2 separate regions of the Homo sapiens genome follow, and region 2 is linked to region 1. Evidence: chromatin contacts called from ENCODE Hi-C or POLR2A ChIA-PET data. All regions are on one chromosome and are shown on one strand. The core of a region is the stretch at or near the end of the contact, and the rest is flanking DNA. Distances in the headings are between cores, read along the strand shown.

Region 1 (5,548 bases), core at 1,711-4,210:
CACAATAGATGGATAATATATCTGATATATTTATATATTGTATAAAAAATCACCTGACACAATAGATGGATAATATATCTGATATATTTATATATTGTATAAAAAATCACCTGACACAATAGATGGATAATGTATCTGATATATTTATATATTGTATAAAAAATCACCTGACACAATAGATGGATAATATATCTGATATATTTGTATATTGTATAAAAAATCACCTGACACAATAGATGGATAATATATCTGATATATTTATATATTGTATAAAAAATCACCTGACACAATAGATGGATAATGTATCTGATATATTTATATATTGTATAAAAAATCACCTGACACAATAGATGGATAATATATCTGATATATTTATATATTGTATAAAGAATCACCTGACACAATAGATGGATAATATATCTGATATGTTTATATCAGATATATTATACATTTATATATTATACATATACATTTATATATATACATAATAAATACATTGTATTATACATATATGTATATATTATACATATACATTTATATGTATAATATAGTTGACATATTTATATATTTATATCGGATATATTGTACATTTATAATATATTTATTATATTTTATATTATAGTATATTATCATTTATAATATATTGTTATATGTTATATGATATATATTTATAGCAGACATAGTAAATATCTATTGTGTTAGGTGATTTTTTATACAATATATAAATATATCAGATATATTATACATTTAAACAGTTAAACACCTAAACAGCCCAATTTTATGTGGATCAGTACTACTAACGGCTTAGGGTAAAATGACAGCTACAGCATAACTAGAATGTTAAAGTGGCATGTCTCAGACAACGTGGATGGACATAAAGTATTTGAGAGAATATTGCATAATAGAAAAAAACATTGTAAAGACTAAAATACTAAATAAGACCTTTTTTTCCCGAGCAATAATTTGCCCAGGCTGGTCTCAAACTCTTGGCCTCAAATGATCCTCCTGCCTTGGCCTCCTAAAGCATTGGGATTATAGGCATGAACCACTGCTCCTGGCCAGAATTCTTGATTAAACAATAGGGTCTAAATAAATTTAAACCCCTTTTATTCTTTTTATTCTTACAGGGTAGACTCAAATATTCTATTTCTTTCCAACTTTATATTCTTGTCATAACAACCCAGTATTCTCTGAGGCAAATGGATGCTTATGACCAACTGGCCTGAAATGGGGGAATATAGGGTTAGTGGTGAGTCACATATAAGAAAATGCAAGAGAATAGCAGTGTATCATATTTCAAAATAAAATACAAACTATACATAAAACTGACCCCAACAAGTATCCATTTCATTTCCTGTCGTGTATCTATATGCTTTCCTGGAAAGAATAAACTTCAGTTCACAAAATCAGATGTAGAAGATACATCACTTTTAAAAATTCTACGTAATTTTAATTCCAAGATTCCCATGCCACCAGGCTGGTGGGAAATCCAGTTTAAGTTGTAATTAGGCCTTTTCTCCAGTATTACATATGAATTTGAGTGTAATACCCCAAAACTTGAGAAGGCCATTGTATCTCCAGTCCACTGGGGCAATGAATAGCTTGAGCACCTGATCATTATAATGACCCAGATGTGTATCTTTTTCTTTTACTCTGCGGTGAGTTTTTCTAAGGGAGGAATCCTATTTTGTTTAATTTTGTATTATAGCATGGGATATTGTGCCTGGCAGATAGTAGGCAATCAGTTAGTATTTCAGGAATAAACACTCTTGGTCAGTGATACAGCTAATGATTTGCAACAAGCATATCCTTAAAGTACCTTTTCAGTAACGATTTCCATATGAACAAAGAAAAAAACTAGAACCAAGAGGTAAAATTATAATCCTGTTGTCTTGTTCCCATAGCCATACTCTGATTTCTTTTATGTTCTGTGCCCTGGCTTGATACTTAATTTGACAGCTAATTATAATGTTTATTAAGCTCTGAAATATACTTTCTCCTGGCCTTTTTGTCTGAAGTTGTTTGAGGTGTCACCATGGTTGGAAGTTAAGAGCATGGAAGCTAGACTTCTTGGTCTTGAATTCTAGCTTTGTCACTAACTTAGTAACTTTGGGCAAATTACATGTCTCTGCTTCAATTTCATTTGTTAAGGTAGTACCTATTTCACAAGGCTGATGGTGGCAGCAGTGGGGCGTCCAGAGCTGCCGCTGCCATCACGCCAGCTGCAGCAGGGAGGGGCGGGCAGCGGCGGCGGAGCAGCTGCGGGAGCCGCAGTGGCTGCTGTGGGACATCTGTGCCTCGCGTCCCCTGTGCCTTGAGACCCCAAAGCAGCCGACTGCGCCGCCACCATCCTCGCGTTGCCGGGTGGGGCGACGTGCTCCCCGGCCAGGAGCCTCCACCGCTCCGGACCCTGGCCCTATGTCGCCGCTCTCGCCCGCCGCCGCCGCGGAGTGGGAGTGGGGAGGAGGGGAACAGTCCTTGGAGCCGGCCCCGGGAGTACTCCCGGAGCCTGCCGCCCTGGAAGCCGCCACGATGGACCGGGCTGAGTCGCCCGCCGGAGGGGAAGCAGTGTAGTCGGGCACGGAGGGGCAGGCAGAGAGGGGCCCCAAGGCGGAGCTGGGTCCGGGGCGGAGCGGTGTTCGCACACAAAGCGCTGGGGCTGGACCCAGGGTTCGGGGCCAAGGCGAGAAGTGGGAGCGGGGCCCGCTTTGGGGACCCGGACAGCGGTGTGGCCACCGCGCACACCTCCGACAGCGCCGCATTCCTGGGCCTTGGGAGGAGGCTCTGAGTAGGGCCGCCTGGGGCGCGTCTTCAGGGTCCTCCCGGCACTGGGGTGACCGCCGAGCTAGACGCGCCTGAGGGCTGAGCCCCAGGGCTCGTGATCTGCTCCCGGAGGCGCCCCCCAGGCAGGGCCGTGAGCCGGGCGAGGGAGAGTCCTGGGCTGCCCCTGAGCCCCGGGGCCACGGGAAGAACTTGCAGCGACGTCATCCCTGCCCCGGACACAGTCCCGGGCCCAGGGAGGACCTGGAACATTCCCTTCCTCCCCCCCCCCCCCCCCGCCCCCGCCCATCAGCCCAGCCTGCAAGGAGGCGCCACCGGACCTGCACACTCAGGAGCAGGTGAGCCAGGGACAAGCAGGAGCCCCGCCCCTTCCGAACTGGTGGAGCAGGAGCTCCCAGGGTGCAGCTGCAGCCACCTTGCCGCGGCTGTGGACATTTTCTGTGCTCTCAGAGGCCCAGCAAAGTCCCCTGCCCACTGCAGGCTCCAGGGTGCCTACTCCGGCTGCCTGGCTTCTCTCCACTGTTAGCACCCACTCTGAACTCAGAGCAAGGTCGGGCCGAGCCTGGGTACTGTCACAGCCTGGCCGAGCGTGCACACGCTCAGGACAGTGCTGATACGCCAGCCCCCTGCCGTCTCGGCCCCCTTTGGAACTTGGGCACCAACAAGCGTGGGAGGGAGGCTGAGAGGGGTCTGAAGACAGCTGGACACTGACTTGCAGGCGCTCCTTGGCATGAACAGCCTGGGAGCAGGAGGCAGACAGGTTCCTGGGTGGAAGGGGATGGGTCCCCAGTGAAGTCCCACCCTCAAGCTGGTGAGGGCTTGAAGCCTGCAGACCAGAGAGGTAACTTGTGGTGCTGCTCCCTGGGCCCACTCATGGCTGCCCATGGACCAATCAGCATGCATTTCCTCCCTCTGAGGCTCATAAAATCCCCCAGACTCAGCTAGATTGGAAGAGAGGATGGGAAGACAATGGATGACCTACCTGTGGAGAGAAACTACCCATTCCAGAACCTCCTCTCTGCTGAAAGCTGAACACTCAATGGGAAGACCTGTTTGCAGAGAGGAGCCAGCCACTCCAGGGTCTCCGTTCTGCTAGAAGCTGAACACTCGTTGGGACACCCTTGCTGTGGAAAGGACATCCTTACTGTGGAAATGAGCTACTAACTGCAGGTCTCCTTCCTCTTCATCTTCCTTATCCTTCTGTTCCATTGCTCAGTAATGCTCCTCTTCATCTGTCTCATTCTCCACTTGTCTGCTTGATGCAGGAGCTGAGGAGCTGCACAGCAAGGTTAAAAGAGCTGTAACACAAACAGGGCTGCAACATGCCCCTTGCTCCCCACAGGGAGAGAAGAGCTCTGGCCCTCGGAGAAGCCCAGACCTGGGAGCTCCTTGAGCCCGGGCTGTGACTCCCTCTTTGGGGCCCTGGTTGGCGTCACTGCATTCGCCAGTGCCACTGTTGGAAGCTGCTTGTGATGCGCCTGGTCCAGGGGGAAGCTGTTTGTTGTGTGCCTGGTCCAGCCACCTCATGGAGAGCCTGTGCTGGCACCTGGAGCTGCCCAACCTGGGCAGCAGCTTGTGTGTGTGACTGCACAGTGGCCACGCTTGCTCACACACCCCTAGCACACCCCTCTGCTCCACCCGTCTCAATCTCCCTTGGATCCGGGATCCAGGTTGGTAGCAAGTGCGAGTGGGCAGAAGCAGCCCAGTGGGCCCAGAGCAAAACTCAGGCAAAGGTGCCACTAGACTGGCCAGGAAAGCGACACCCTAAAGATCCCATAATGCTGATATGTTAATTCTATTCTATAAGCACCACACAGAAGTGATAGCTTTTATTTCTTATTTTGTCTAGCCTGGAGACAGAGCTAAGGATTCCTTGAACTGCAAAGTCTTTTCCAGTTCTTAGTTTATACAATCCATACTCACCTTCTGCCTAACTAAGCATTGTCATTTTTGTGCCAAATGAAGAGTAGGACTCCTACGATTGTCCTCAGACTCTCTTGGCTCAATCCTCCTGCTTTAACCTTTCCTACTTCAAAAACTCCTGAAGTTTTGCTTCCCCTTCTATAGAATGGAAATATATGTCGCAATACTTACTGCAAAGAAAATTATATATTTTAAAAATAGACTAAAGAGATGTTGTGAGACATCAGACATCAATCAGATGTTGTGAGAACTGATTTCTGCATCAGAATATCTCCTTGACTTTACAGCTATCCTTTAATCCTGGCTCAAAGTTCCAGAAGAAAGATGATCCAATATAATACTCCTATTTGGACTTTGAGTCATACACATTCCTTCTTCTGAGAAAACGTGCTTCTGCATGAATCCTCCCTTCATTATTTTCAGCTCATCTATTATTGAATCTGAAACCCCAGGTTAACTGACTGATCACTCTCATCAGTGGCAGATTTTGGTGTAACATAGGACACATCACTCCCAATTCAGGTCAAGTCCCAATTATCTTGCCTCTCAATATGACATGTTCAATGTTGTATTTCATTCTACTTCATTTTAATGTAAAAAGTCTTTTCTGGTGAAGTCAGTCTTTTATTTTCTCATAAAAATTCACCCTTTGGGTTTTTCATAGGGTATTCCCATAACCAAACACACTTTACACTTTCCTAGTACATAACCCAATACTTTCTTCTTTCCCCACAGTCCTTACATGAAGCCTACTCAGACCGACATCACTGTATCATTTTTTTGTATTCTGAAGTCCTTCAGCACTTGATTCCTTTAAGTTTAATCTTGGTATTCTATTGGGAAT
Region 2 (6,234 bases), core at 598-3,097, 590 kb after region 1:
CCTTCCCACCTGGCTGTCTCAGTATTAGTAGGAGGGGCTAGAGATGTAAAAAAGAAGAAGAGAAAGCAGGCACATTTAGAAGATTATTAAGAGAGGCAAATGGGAGATTTGGGGGAAGTTTTAAGGGGAGAGTTACACATTACCCTAGTAGCAATGAAAAAGAATTACGGAAGTCTTAGTATTCTGAACCTTTAAGACAATTTTGCGTTAGTGTAGAACCAGAAAGAATAAAGGTTGATATTTTTATATGAGCCAAAATCCAAACGATATTTACTGCTTAAGATCATCCAATCTTACCCATCTTTCCCCCTGTCTAGAATTTAAGCTGAAGCTCCCTGTTATTCTTGTAGATGTATATTAAACGGACGAAAGTTGGCAGGGACTTTTAAAGTATTATAATTTATATTCAGTAAAATTCACTCTTTTGGTGTAGATTTCTATGGTAAACATATATACTCATGTTACTACCATAAAAGTCAAGATATAGAGCCATACCCACCCACTCGAAATTCCCTCATGTCCCTTTGTAGAATGTCTCTTCCTCTACCGCTAGCCCTTGGCAACCACTCATCTGTTTTCTGATCTTGCACTTTTGCTTTTCCAGAATGTCACATCGATGGAATCTTGCAGTAGGTAAATGTAGAATCTGACTTCATTCACTTAGCAATAATGCATTTTCAAGTCATCTGTATTATAGTATGTATCATTTGTCAAAGAAAAACAAGTCTGGACTTAGGGAGAAACTTTATTCAAAAGGACTGTTGCAATAGGAATAACACTGATTTCAAAAATATGTTAGGCCAGGTGCGGTGGCTTATGCCTATAATCCCAGCAATTTGGGAGGCTGAGGCGGGTGGATCACGAGGTCAGGAGATTGAGACCATCCTGGCTAACCTGCTGAAACCCCGTCTCTACTAAACAAAATACAAAAAATTAGCCGGGCATGGTGGTGGGCATCTGTGGTCCCAGCTACTCGGGAGGCTGAGGCAGGAGAATGGCATGAACCCGGGAGGTGGAAGCTTACAGTGGGCCGAGATCATGCTCCTGCACTCCAGCGTGGGCGACAGAGACTCTGTCTTAAAAAAAAAAAAAAAGTTAGTGGTGTGGGAGAGAGCAGGCAAAGTCTAGGCGTTTCAGCAGGAAATGGTGCAATGTGGTCTGTGGTCAGGTTAAGGCAGGATGTTTTTTGCAAGTCTGTGCTTTGAGGCATTTAGGCAAACTTGCGGGCAAACACGTGTAGGGCCTGTGGGGAGGAGAAAAACCTGACAAAAGTTTGGCCAGCTAACACACAGTAAGAAATTGACAATTGTGAATGTGTGATCGAGTTTTTTCTTTTATTAGGGCTGAGGAATAGTTGTTTACCTCTTCAGCAGCTGAAGCATATTTGAGTTGTTGCTAGTTTTTTGTGATAATGAATAAACCTGGTGTAAAATATTCCTTACAGGTTTTTGGGTAAACACAAGTTTTCACTTCCCTTGTTTAAATACCTAGGGATAGGATGGCTAGGGCATGTGGTGAATTTACATTTACCATAACAAACTGCTTAACTGTTTTCCAAAATGCCCATAACATTTTGCATTTCCAGTGATGATGCATGAAAATTCCAGTTGCATCCTGTCCATTCTCTCACTGCTATAAAGAAATAGCCTGAGACTGAGTAATTTGTAAAGAAAAGAGGTTTAATTGGCTGACCATTCCACAGGCTGGCCAGGAAGCATGATTCTGGCATCTGCTCAGCTTCTGGGGATGCCTCAGGAAACTTACAATTCATGGCAGAAGGCAAAGGGGGAGTCCATACTTCACTTGGCCAGAGCAGGAGGAAGAGAGGAAGTGAGGGAGGGCACCACACAGTTTTCAACCGCCAGATCTCACGAGAACTCACTCTTATCATGACACAGTGCCAAGGGGGAAATCTGCCCCCATGATCCAATCTCCTTCCACCAGACCCCACCTCCAACGCTGGAGATTACAATTCAACATAAGATTTGGGTGGGGACAAAGATCCAAACCATATCACATCCCTTCCTCACCAGCAGTTGTTTCTTTTTCTGTTTTGTTTGCCACTCTAATAACCATGTAGTAGTCACTCATGGTTTTAATTTGTATTTCTCAAATGGCTGGTTATTTCAAGCATGTTTTTATGCACTTGTTTGCTATTCATATATCCTCTTTAATCAAGTATATCTCCAAATCATTGGCCCACTTTTTAATCTAGTTTTCGTTTTCTTATTGTTGAGTTTTGAGTTCTTAATATATTCTAGATACAAGTCGCTTTTTAGAGAGATGTTTTTCTGCCTTTGCTTGTCTTTTTATTCCCTTTTCAGGGTTTTTTTTCTAGCAGAGAGTTTTAATTACGTTAAAGTTCAATTTATCAATTTTTAAAATATTGATAATGCTTTTGGTGTTGTATGTAAGAAATTTTTGCCTAATTCAAGTTCACAAAAATGTAATTTTCCTCTTCTAATAGTTTTAGGGTTTGAGGCTTTATATATGAGTCTAAAATTTATTTTGAGTTAATTTTCTTATAAGGTATTAGGTGTGAGCTGAGGTTCACTGTTTTGCATTAGGACACTCAATTGTTCCAGCACTACATGTTCAGAAAATATTACCCCTTACCTACCTGATTACTTTCCACGTCTGTCAAATGTCAATTGATGATACACGTTTAGATTTGTTTCTGAAACCTTTTTTCTGTTCCATTGATTTATGTGTCTGTTCTTTTGTCAATATCATACTGTCTTTGTTTCTATTACTTTGTAAATTACGAAAGCAGGTTCCCTGATTTCCAAATTTGGCCATTTTTTTTTCCTTCAAAATTGTTTGGCTATTCTAGTTCTTTGCTTTTTCATATAATTTTAAAATTACCTTGCTTATTTCTACAAAAAATTCATACTGCAATGTTTATCAGTATTGCACTGAATCTCTAAACCTGTTTGGGTATAATTGACATCCAGCAATATTGCATATTCCAATCTATGAATATCTTATATCTCTCTGTTGATTCAAGTCTGCTTTGATTTCTTTGTCCCTTTGGTTTCCAGCTTTCATCATACTGATCCTAAACATATTTTGATATATTTATTTGATATCTTTCATGTTATTATAAATGATACTGTTTTTATATTTAAATTTCCACTTCATAATTATGAATATGGAAATATAAGTGATTTTTATATATGAACATAGGTAATCCTGTAGCTTTGCCAAATTCATTTATTCTCATAGCCATTTGGTAGATTCCTTAGAATTTTACATGCAGACAACTGTGTTGTCTGTGAATAGCAATGCTTTTATTTCTTTCCAATCTGTATGACATTTATTTCTTTTTTCTTGCCTTTTTGCCCCTAATAGGACATCCAGTAAAATGTTAAATTGGATTGGTGAGAGAGATCAGACATCCTTGCCTTGTTCTATGTCACTGGGGGAAAGCATTTATTCTTTCATCGTTAAGGTTGTTGCTAGTTGTAGTTTTTCTGTAGATGCCCTTTATCAGGTTGAAGAAAGTTCTTCAATTTCTAATTTGTTGAGTCTTACTATCGTGGATGAATATTAAGCTTTTCACATCCTCTTGCTGCATTTATTCAGATGCTCATATGTTGTCCCTTGTCTCATTCTGTCAATATGGTGAATTACATTGATTTATTTTCTGCTTCCCTTGTTGCTTCTAACCAGCTGCTTTACTATGGGGCTAAATCTGGATTGTGTATGTTTCTTTTTCATCCCAATTTCTACTCTTTTTCCAGTAACTGGAAGATTCCCTGGGGGTGGGGAGAATTCGATTTTTATCTCTAGCCCTCTTTGGGCCATTATTCTCATTTATGAACCAAGCCCTTTTGTGAAAGGAGTTGGCAGTAGGAGAATTGAAGTACATCTGATCTTAGTGTTGATTCTATGATAAATTTTTTCTCCCTACGATATTCCTGAGATTGAGATTCTGATGTTTCTATTTTACAGATAAAACTCTGCAAAGACAATGTCTAGCACTTATATCTCCAGTAACTCCTGTCAAGGTTTATTGTTGCTTGTTCATCATTGCAGTCCTGACTACAAGTGTGATTGCACTTTCTATTGTTTTGTCAGGTAAGTTACTTGTTCTCCAAACTGTACAATATTCTCCATATGTTTTTGTTGTCAATAAATATTTATTAAGCTCCATTATGTGCCTGTCACTGTGTGAAATGCTTGAATTACATCAGCAAACAAAATACACACAAAAGAATTCCTGCCCTTTGGAACTTATATTCCAGCAGAAAAACACAAGTAAAAATAAATAAGGGTGGAGGTATAACAGGTTGCAATAGGTTGACAAAACTAAGCCTTCTTAGGAAGGTGACATTTCAGCAACCTTTTGAAAGAGATGGAGGAACCATGTGAAGGAACCTATTCCAGGCAGAGAACAAGTAGACCAAAGCCTGAAGGAGGACTCTTCCTGGCTTATTTGAGGAAGAGCAAGGAGGCTGCTGTAGGTGAAGCAAAGTGAAGATGGAGAAGAAGAGTGATACCATGGGGAATCAGGAACGGAGGAACCTTGAGGGTCAGTTAAAGACTTTGGCTTTGACCTTCAGTGCAATAGGGAGACTAGATGAGGGAAGTTGTACGAGAGGAATGTCTTGATGTGACTTTCATTGTAGAATAATCATTTAATTGCTATATTGAGACTAGGTAGGGGAGGGTGGTCAGACTCTGGATATTTTGAAAGCTGAGCCAACAGTATTTTATGTCAAATTGGATAAAACGTCTCAGAGGAATGTCAAAGGTAAGCCTGTCTTCTTTTGAGCCTTGGCAAGAATGCATTTGCCGTCCATTGATATGAGAAAGGCTATGGGTATAGGAATTCCGCTTACGGAACTATTTCCTGACAAGTTCCTCTCAGAATTGTCATTTTTTATTAAAAATAAAGTAAGATCTCTACTTGAAATGTTTTCAGGCAAATCACCTGGCCTTAAGAGCTGGTATCTTCTACTTAAGCAGATTGAGAATGCACGAAAGTACAGAGAACTGTATACATAAAAAAATCATCTCTTGTATAGAGGTAATAGGTCCTCAGCATTGCTTTGTCAAGAGAAAGAAGGGCTAATATGAGGGAGGATATGGAAAAATCATCCGTATGACCCTGTGAAAGTACAGTACTATGGAAGTCGATGCTATAGAAATTGATTTCCTTGAAACTGTTAGTGTCAGTGTAAATTTCAGAAAGTCAAGGGTGCAGATACCCAGCTGGAAACCACCGGACTGACGATTGTTGTGCTTAGGATAAGGCACTTTGTGATGAGTTAGGAAAACAACAATCAGATATGTACACTTCAAAATTGACCTCAGGAAGGTAAGCAGAAAAATAGATAAAATGGGTGAGAAAATTTCTTTATTATGTTTCATTGTGATTGTCTCACTTTTAGCAAGAAAGGAAAAGCCAGTGGTAGAGTCATCTAAATACGCTGCTTGCCCAAAAAGCTGAATTAGATTTAGGAGTAAATGTTTTTATTTTTCTGAAGGCATAAGAAATTAGACATTGAGTCAAACGTTCTGTGTCTCATTAGAAGCCAGCCTTGCTCAGTTTGCAACTATGGAGGAACTGGTAAGAGATATTTTTGGATCATGTTTTCTGTTAAATACTTAGCCCCCTGAGGCAGGTCGGCTACATAGGGTTAAAGCTGAAATACTAAGAAGGATCCCATTCCAGGGGCATGAGATGTGTTTTCATGTCTAACATTTGTTGAGGGTGTGTTCTCTGCCTGGAACCCTGTGAGACATTTTAGATATATTTCCCCATGTAATGCTCATGGTGAGCTGGTAAGATGAGATGTATTGTTCTCATTCTATTAAGAAGTAAGGTAATTATATAATTTGTCATCTAGATTAAGACATATAGGGCATTAAAAGTGATCATTAATACATTGGTGGAATGACAAGCATAAACTGAGAATTTCCCAATGAAACTGGGATTTATGCTCACTTTAAATAAAGTAATTTAGGATCAGAGACGTTAAATGACTTAAACTGAGAACTGGGAATTAGTCTCACTCCAGAATTTATGCTGCTTAATTATACCACGCTGCCAGTGAAAAAGAGAAGGGATAGGGAAGAGAGACTCCAGAGTAATATGAAAGAAAGGGGCTCATGGTGTTAGTTTCTGTTTTATTATAGAATTTCCTGAAAAGATACAAAGGCCCTTCTGACCATTGGATTGGCCTTAGAAGAGAATCATCCCATCGCATTTGGAAATGGACAGACAAC

The links. A loop is a pair of places that touch in the nucleus more often than their neighbours do. ChIA-PET counts read pairs that join two places held with the same protein, here RNA polymerase II (POLR2A). Pooled maps may share reads with other maps.
Region 2: a map of tibial artery shows a loop between it and region 1 (4-fold over the local background). The contact joins the enhancer-like site here to the promoter of LINC00612 in region 1. A Hi-C loop is called at or near these places in 2 of 168 maps with a recorded cell type or tissue (ascending aorta and tibial artery) and 11 of 50 pooled maps. POLR2A ChIA-PET finds 5 or more read pairs at or near these places in 2 of 52 experiments (HepG2 and activated T-cell).

Annotation. Positions count from the first base shown.
Region 1 is chr12:9,062,110-9,067,657 of GRCh38, forward strand. It overlaps LINC00612 (long intergenic non-protein coding RNA 612), which reads right to left and starts at 2,961. Exons shown (of 3, transcript NR_034140.1): 1 at 2,159-2,961. A2M-AS1 (A2M antisense RNA 1) reads left to right here and starts at 3,068. Exons shown (of 2, transcript NR_137425.1): 1 at 3,068-3,119; 2 at 3,717-5,548. It also overlaps a transcript of KLRG1 not described here. RefSeq lists silencers at 2,297-2,346, 2,407-2,456.
Region 2 is chr12:9,649,729-9,655,962 of GRCh38, forward strand. It overlaps the pseudogene LOC374443. Among named protein-coding and RNA genes, the nearest start is that of CLEC2D, 17 kb to the right of the region's middle. RefSeq lists a silencer at 148-197 and an enhancer at 973-1,152. Within about 2 kb of position 1,848, at least 9 of the 41 ENCODE cell types and tissues checked have a DNase peak (open chromatin) inside an H3K27ac peak, as active enhancers do.